2 separate regions of the Mus musculus genome follow, and region 2 is linked to region 1. The links are chromatin contacts, found by Hi-C in ENCODE. All regions are on one chromosome and are shown on one strand. Each heading gives the region's core, a stretch centred on a gene start or an enhancer-like site at or near the end of the contact. The rest is flanking DNA. Distances are from core to core; before and after follow the strand shown.

Region 1 (3,807 bases), core at 807-3,306:
GGTGCAGATTTTCTCAGGTCTGGACTGTGACCTAGAATGTGTTCTAGAGGCCAGGTAGAGAGATGAAGGACTTTCCATAGCACAGTAAGTCAAATCTTGTTGAAGATTCCTTCTCTCATCACATTTATTAATACTCTATTTTAAAACAAATACATAGGATAGAGAAAATCAGGTGTCCAATTTCAAAGTCTCAGTGGAAATAGTTGGTGTGGGTGAGGATATGCAATAGTCTTATTAGGAGGTAAAGAACTGAGAATGAAGACATCCCACAAACAGTGTGTAAATTGCATAGCAAACATACATACACACTCATTTCATATAGTTTTGATGCTGGCCTAGAGTTTACAATCCTGTTACCTCAGTCTTTTAAGTATTTGTATTAGAGGTATATAACTATCATTCTCTGCTCAGGACATTATAGTTACTAACATTAATTAGAAGCCCAACTTTTAATGATGTAACTTTGAATGATGTAAATCTATCTTTACCTGTTATTTTTCTCAAGTGCAAGGGATTTTAACCACAAATTTGCATATATTAAAATTCTGATTAAAAAATTGAAAAATGAGTAATGAAAAATACATAATTGTTTTTTCCCTAGGCTGATATGGTAATTTCTTGGTATGAAGAGAATGAAAAAAAGTGCTTGTTCCTTTGATTATCACTACGAATACTACGTATGAGTAGCAACTCAGGTGAAAACTCTCCTCCATCCAGCTGGGGAGGAGGCTTATCTTACCTCTCTTCTTCCATGTAGTTTAATTCCTCCACTTTTCTCAGTTACATGGTATACAGTTATAGAATTAACAAACATGGCCTCACTAGGATGACTGTGGTATGGTACAGAATCCAGCTTTGCCTAATGTCACTTATAGATAGTACCACAGTAGATGGCTCACTTTAATTCTCTGGGACTTTTTTTTTTTCTTCAACATGTTCATATACAGTTGTAGAAAAAAGTAACTAAGTTGTGTATAGACATGTATGGACCAAAGTGACCTGTCAGCTGCAGTGAAGCGAGTTTTCAGTCATGGAAGCCTTTGTGTTGGGAGTTCTTTACCACAACCATATAGGAGAATCTTTCTTCACTAAGCACAGCCCACCTTTGTGGGTAGTAACCTCTTGAGAATTTTTTCTCTAATCTCCTTCATCTTGACACTGTAGAGAACTGGGTTCATCAGTGGAGGGAGCAGGAAGTGGACATAGGAGAGGAGCGTGTGAGCAGGCGGAGGGAGTGGCAGCTTGAATCTGTCAATGAGTGCCAAGAGAATCATGGGTATGTAGAAGAGAAGCACAGCAGAGAGGTGAGCAGCACACGTTTGCCCAGCCTTCCAGCGGTCCTCAGCAGATCCCACACCTTGCAGTGCTCTCCCAATCAGCCCATAGGAGAAGAAAATCAGCAGAGGGTCTAGTACCATTGCTGACAGTACCACAACCAGGCTGTAGACCGCACCCCATGCTTCTGGGCAAGCTAGGCGAGCCATATCTGGGTGCAGGCAGTAAGAATGTGTCAGGACCTGTGGACGGCAATATGGCATGCGAGCCAACAGGATTGGCAGGGGCAGATGGAGACTCAAGCATCGGAAAGCAATGGCTACGGCAATCTTGCTAATGACACCATTGGTGAGGATCACTGGGTAGTGGAGAGGGCGGCAGATGGCTACTGCCCGATCGAAGGCCATGGCGAGCAAGACAGAGGACTCCATGACAGAAAAGACATGGATAAAGAACATCTGTAGAAGGCAGGCTGAGGCAGGGACAGTGTGAGCATCAGCAAAGGCCAGGCCTAGCAGGGTGGGCATTAACACGGTGGCCAAGCCAACATCAGACACACTAAGCAAGAAGAGGAAGAAGTACATTGGTCGATGCAATGTGGGCTCCAGGGCAATGATCCAGAGGATTGTACCATTGCCAAAGGCAGAGAGAAGGTAGATAGTGATGAGAGGCACTGACCACCAGGATGGTGCAGCTTCCAGGCCAGGCAGGCCCACTAATAGAAAAGTGGGGGCCATTAATGAGCTGATGTTTGAGGTATCTTGGGCGGACAATGGTGACATAGTTCAAGATCACTCTGAAACCTGAAAAGTAATTTTGTTTATTTGATCATGAATATATTTGTTTGTTTTTGGAAGATATATTTTACCACAACCTGCCTCTCCCCTTTAGGCACAGACTCATTCACACAGTGCATACATGCCCACCCCCACCCCTTCACACCCCTCCTGTCTGTAGCTTGCTTTGTATAGCTATTCTTTGTGCTTATGTGTATTCCTTTAGCCCTGTTTTGGTCTCTACTTTCTTCTAATTTAATGTTCTTCTTTATTTGATACACATCCAGGAGAAGATCTATGCTAACATGATTAGCTTCTCTTCTTAACTCTAGGCTGCCTGTCTTCTGTGCTCCTTAACAATCACATTTGGTCTCCATTACCAATTCTCAGTAAAGTCGCCAATTACTATTTTTATAAGCTAGATGGTTTTGTTGTTATTGTTCATGTTCTATGTTGAATTTTTTCATATAATATATTTTGATGTTACTCTTTCCCCTCTCCCAACTCCTTCCAGATTCTCCTACCTCCTTACCCACTCAAATTCATTTCTGTCTCTTAAAAATAAAACAAATAACAAAACAGACAATATATGAAAATTAGAACAAACAAAGACCAATAATGATGATGATGCAAATAATAATAATAAACTAAAATGAAACAAAAAGACACAAAAATACTATTGAATTCATTATGTTGGCCAACTACTCCTGTACATGGGGGTCTGACCTGGAAAATAGTTGATAAACCCATTGACATTTCATTGGAGAAAACTGATAAAAATGACTTTTAACGACATATCGATACATTAGATATTTTCTTAAATCATTTATTTCTCAGTGAGCCCTTGGGTTCATGATCCCTTCTTTTCCTTAAGTATATGTCTTAGATTTAACTTCACAGTATACTTAGGCTATGTAGGGTGATCTTGATTTTAAACCAAGGCAAAACACTAGGAAGAAGAAACCACAGGGAAATATGCTTGCAGAAAGGAGCATAGCTGTCCTCTGAGAGGCTTCACCTAGCTGCTTATGGAAACAGATGTAGAGACCCACACCAAAACAGGCAGAGCTTGGAATCTTGTGAAAGAGGGAGAAATAGGATGTAAGAAGCCAGAGGGGTCAAGCACACTATAAGAAAACCCACAGAAGCAACTAACCTGGGCTCATAGAGGCTCACAGAGACTGAACCACCAACCAGAGAGCATGCATGGGATGGAACTAGATTCCCTACACATATGAAACAGATGTGCACCTTGTTCTTCATGTGGGACCTCTAACAACTGCAACATGGGCTGTCTCTGACTCTGTTGCCTGTCTTTGGATCCCTTTCCCAGGACTGGGCTGTCTTGTCAATAGGAGAAAATGTACCTGGTCCTACTGCAACTTGATATGCTAAGGCAAGTTGATATCAGTGGAAGGCCTCCCCTTCGCTGAGGAGAAAGGAGGGGGTAGAGGGAGGTGAGATGAGAGGGAGGGAAAGGGTGAAGAGGAGGAGGGAAAACTGGGTTCTGGATGTAAAGTTAATAAACAAACAAACAAACAAACAAAAATAGACAGATTTAAGAAAACATTCACCTTTCTTGCATTGAAAATTATGCTCTAGGTTCTTAGTTACACATTAAAGGGAGACATTTCAGTTTTTGTTTGGCCAGAAGTCATTGCAATAATCTTTATCCATACCTGCCATGCACCCCTATGTAGAAATTCTAGGCATTGACTAAAACGTAATGATTAAAATAATGAGTTTGACAAAGCTA
Region 2 (3,807 bases), core at 578-3,077, 240 kb before region 1:
TATTGCTCAAACCAGCATAAGGATCCCTTTGCCTAGTTTCTCAATTAAGTTCAAAACACCTCTTTGATATGGGGATGGGTGATTCTTTCTATCCTAACAACGTGCAGGTTAAGGGCTGGAAGAGTTGCCTGATTTGATCAATCAATTTGGCTAGCAAGTGACTAATGAGGTTTTTCACTCTACACATTAAAATTTTATGCTACTATGATTAGCCACTTTGTTTTTCTGTCTCTAAACCACAGAACTTTAATAACACATTTTATGTGAGACAACAGACGGGATTCTGTCCCGTGCTTTAGGAGAAAATCAGGCTTTCTAGTAGATCTGACAACATTCCCAGGTCTGAATCAATCAAAGGGGACCTTGTGTGCTGTGTTCTCGGAATACTGTGGGTCTTTTATACTATTTACATATGTGAATAAAATCACGGAAACTGAGCAACTTAAAAGGAAGGGAAGTAAAGGATTACAGCACGGGAATTTGACAGTAGTGTTGCTCCTTTGTTTTAGGATGTCTGGCAAAGTCACTACATACCCTGTGACCTGGCACTACCTGAATGAGGAAGATGCAGAGCAAAGGCAAACACTGCCAAGGTTGGAGCTCAGCTCCCAGACTCATAGAGTAGTAAATCTCTTTTCTTTACCAAAACTGCCCAGGTGAACGTATAATACTTTTTGTGGGGTGAAGTATCCATAGTTTTTTTCTTGACTTTAATGCTGTTAAATATACTGCCAGGAGTTAGTACTGGAAAGACCTAGATGGGAATCTCAAATGGCCTAAATGATGTTATATGATATAGATGAAGAATCATCTCACTTAAGTACTTAAGTCAATTGTTTTATATAGATATTTGTTGTCTATTGCAAATATAGAAATTCACCCATAAATACTGTTTCTCATCTTGGTATGATCATATATCATTTTCTCTAAAACATGCTTCACTTTCACAAGGATGACGTTTCCTTGGTCTATTTCCTTGGCAGTTTACCACGAAAAGGGGCAAACCATATTGAAGAAGCAGAAAAGCTATGGGGAGGATCATCTTTACATGTGTCTAAAGGGTTAATGTGTAATTGCTTGGGCTAGCAATTGAAACTACTTTAAGGAAATTGAGCCTCCATTTTAAAAATTACAAATATTTCAACGACATTCTCTTATATGGAAAGTGATTATGTCATTTTTAATGGCCTTATTTCCTGAACCTATACTTTCCATATAATGCATTTCTGACTGACAGGAATGTGTTTTCATAATGAGTCTATGTACTAGTCCTAGGAGGCATGACATTTGATCTCAATCAGTTTGTCTAATTCAGCAATCGTGAGAATAAAAGGTACATTCTTCTGATTATTCATTATGAAGAAATATCTGACTATAAGGAATACATGAAATATATCTTCTAACTTTGTTCCACAGGCTAGGAAAACACAAATTACAAATTAAAAACACATTTTTAAAGTGCATACCATAAGCCATAGGGATACTATTAGAATCATTAATTTGAAGTCATTATGGATCAACATGATTTCATGAAAGCTTGAAGTAAACATAAACACTCAACACCTGCATGGGGAGAGGTGGAAAGAGGAATTGAGAGATGGGCGGGAGGGCAGAGAGATCACTACTGGCAGAAAAATGAAGAATTGATATTTAAGATATGAATAGATATTAGTAAAGCACATAATATTTACATAAAGTTATTTTTTCAATGTTAATTTTTTAGGTCATGAAAAATACCACCAAGATGAAAATACTTCAACAATTTGTGAATACACAGAATAATATATTTTATAGGAATACTACCTCTCATATAGTATCTTACAAGTTAACAGAGCAGTCTGACCAGTGATGCTGGGGCCATCCTACAACCACACAATGGAATCCCCTGGCACTTTCTTCCTCTTGGGCATCCCAGGGTTTCAGTCTTCTTATCTTTGGCTGGCCATCTCACTGAGTACCATGTATAGCATAGCTGTCTTAGGAAATATGCTCATTATCATTGTGATCTGCATGGATTCCACTCTACAAGAGCCTATGTACTTCTTTCTATGTGTTCTGGCTGCTGTGGATATTGTTATGGCTTCTTCTGTGGTACCTAAGATGGTGAGCATCTTCAGTTCAGGAGACAGCTCCATCAGCTTTAATGCCTGTTTCACTCAGATGTACTTTGTCCATGCGGCCACTGCTGTGGAGACAGGTCTGCTACTGGCCATGGCTTTTGATCGCTACGTGGCCATCTGCAAGCCCTTACATTACATGAGAATTCTCACCCGTCATGTGATGCTGGGAATTAGTGTGACTATCACCGTTAGAGCTGTTATTTTTATGACTCCTTTGAGTTGGATGTTGAGTCATTTGCCATTTTGTGCCTCCAATGTAGTTCCTCATTCCTATTGTGAACACATGGCTGTGGCCAAGTTAGCATGTGCTGACCCCATGCCCAGCAGTCTCTACAGTTTGATTTTTTCCTCCATCATTGTGGGCTCAGATGTGGCCTTCATTTCAGCCTCTTATTCTTTGATTCTCAAGGCAGTTTTTGGACTGTCCTCAAGGAATGCACAGTGGAAGGCTTTGAGTACATGTGGCTCTCATGTTGGGGTCATGGCTCTGTACTATCTCCCTGGGATGGCATCCATCTATGTGGCCTGGCTAGGGCAGGACCGAGTTCCACTGCACACTCAAGTGCTATTAGCTGACTTGTACCTGATCATCCCACCCACCTTAAACCCTATCATTTATGGTATTAGGACCAGACAAATCCGGGAGCGGATATGGAGTCTGCTGACACATTGCTTCTTTTCCCAGTGCACTCAAGGTTCATGAACACAAAGCCTCTCCGACCTCCAGTGTTCCAGTCACTGCAAGGATGACTTTAAGGTCTACGGACATGGACAGGCGTAGAGTGTCCTGGCATAACACTTCCACTTCTTAGGAGACTTGGACTGAAGTGACTGTATTTTCTGCTGTATTTATTTAGAATGTTATCAGATTGAAGTTTTGGCAGAGAATGTGATTTGCTGTTTTGTTTCTGTAATTTTTCTTTTAAATCTTTATTTCAATCTAACATCAGTCCCTCTGTTAGTGAAAGTTATTTTTTTTTTACCTTTTCCCTCACTAGAATTTTCTTAGGCTTGCCCCTCCCCCGTGTTGTGGTAGAGACTGGTGGATCTTGTTCTCTGGTTCACTGAGGGTTCCATTTTATTTGACTCCCATGTTTATTCCTTATGCAGACATCTCCTCCACCTAGGACAGATTTTAGTTTATCTTATGTGAACTTGGGGTCAATAGTGCTGGCCTGTTTCTAATGAATGATTTGGAAAAAATTCTGAACCACAGTGAAAAACAAAGGAACAACAAAAACAAAACAAAACAAAACAAAACAAACCAACCAACCAAACAAACAACCCAACACAGGATGGAGAGAATCATGCTCTGGGTCCAACTCTCTTCTGAGAGTCACACAGTTTTATTAGGCAGAGACACATATATTTGATTCTTAAAGAAACTGAAAATCTTAATGAGATGAATTTTCTGATATTAAAATTCAAAGTGCTAGGAAAAACTGTAATAGCAAGTTGGCTAACTTCTCCCTTGATTAGCACAAAATGTCTTCCATTTTTTTCCAATTGACCTTAGCTTTACATCTATGAAAAAGCATGGTGTAGTACTGACACAAAGAAAAAAATAAGCAGTGGAGCAGAATAGGGAGGTCAGACCCAAACTCAGATATGTTTGGTTAACAGATCTGATGCTGGTCATGGTGTTGGGAATGCTGGACATTCAAATGTGAAGCTATCAGATGAGACC

Evidence for each region. Hi-C counts contacts between places; a loop is a spot of excess contacts on that map.
Region 2: a map of left cerebral cortex shows a loop between it and region 1 (4-fold over the local background). The contact joins the promoter of Olfr556 here to the promoter of Olfr571 in region 1. A Hi-C loop is called at or near these places in 20 of 37 maps with a recorded cell type or tissue (CH12.LX, Patski, T-helper 17 cell and 6 more).

The regions. Positions count from the first base shown.
Region 1 is chr7:102,907,781-102,911,587 of GRCm38, forward strand. It overlaps Olfr571 (olfactory receptor 571), which reads right to left and starts at 2,057. Exons shown (of 1, transcript NM_147085.2): 1 at 1,089-2,057. The coding sequence starts at 2,057. The coding sequence ends at 1,089. It also overlaps the pseudogene LOC115486496.
Region 2 is chr7:102,668,074-102,671,880 of GRCm38, forward strand. It overlaps Olfr556 (olfactory receptor 556), which reads left to right and starts at 1,828. Exons shown (of 1, transcript NM_146754.2): 1 at 1,828-2,850. The coding sequence starts at 1,849. The coding sequence ends at 2,823.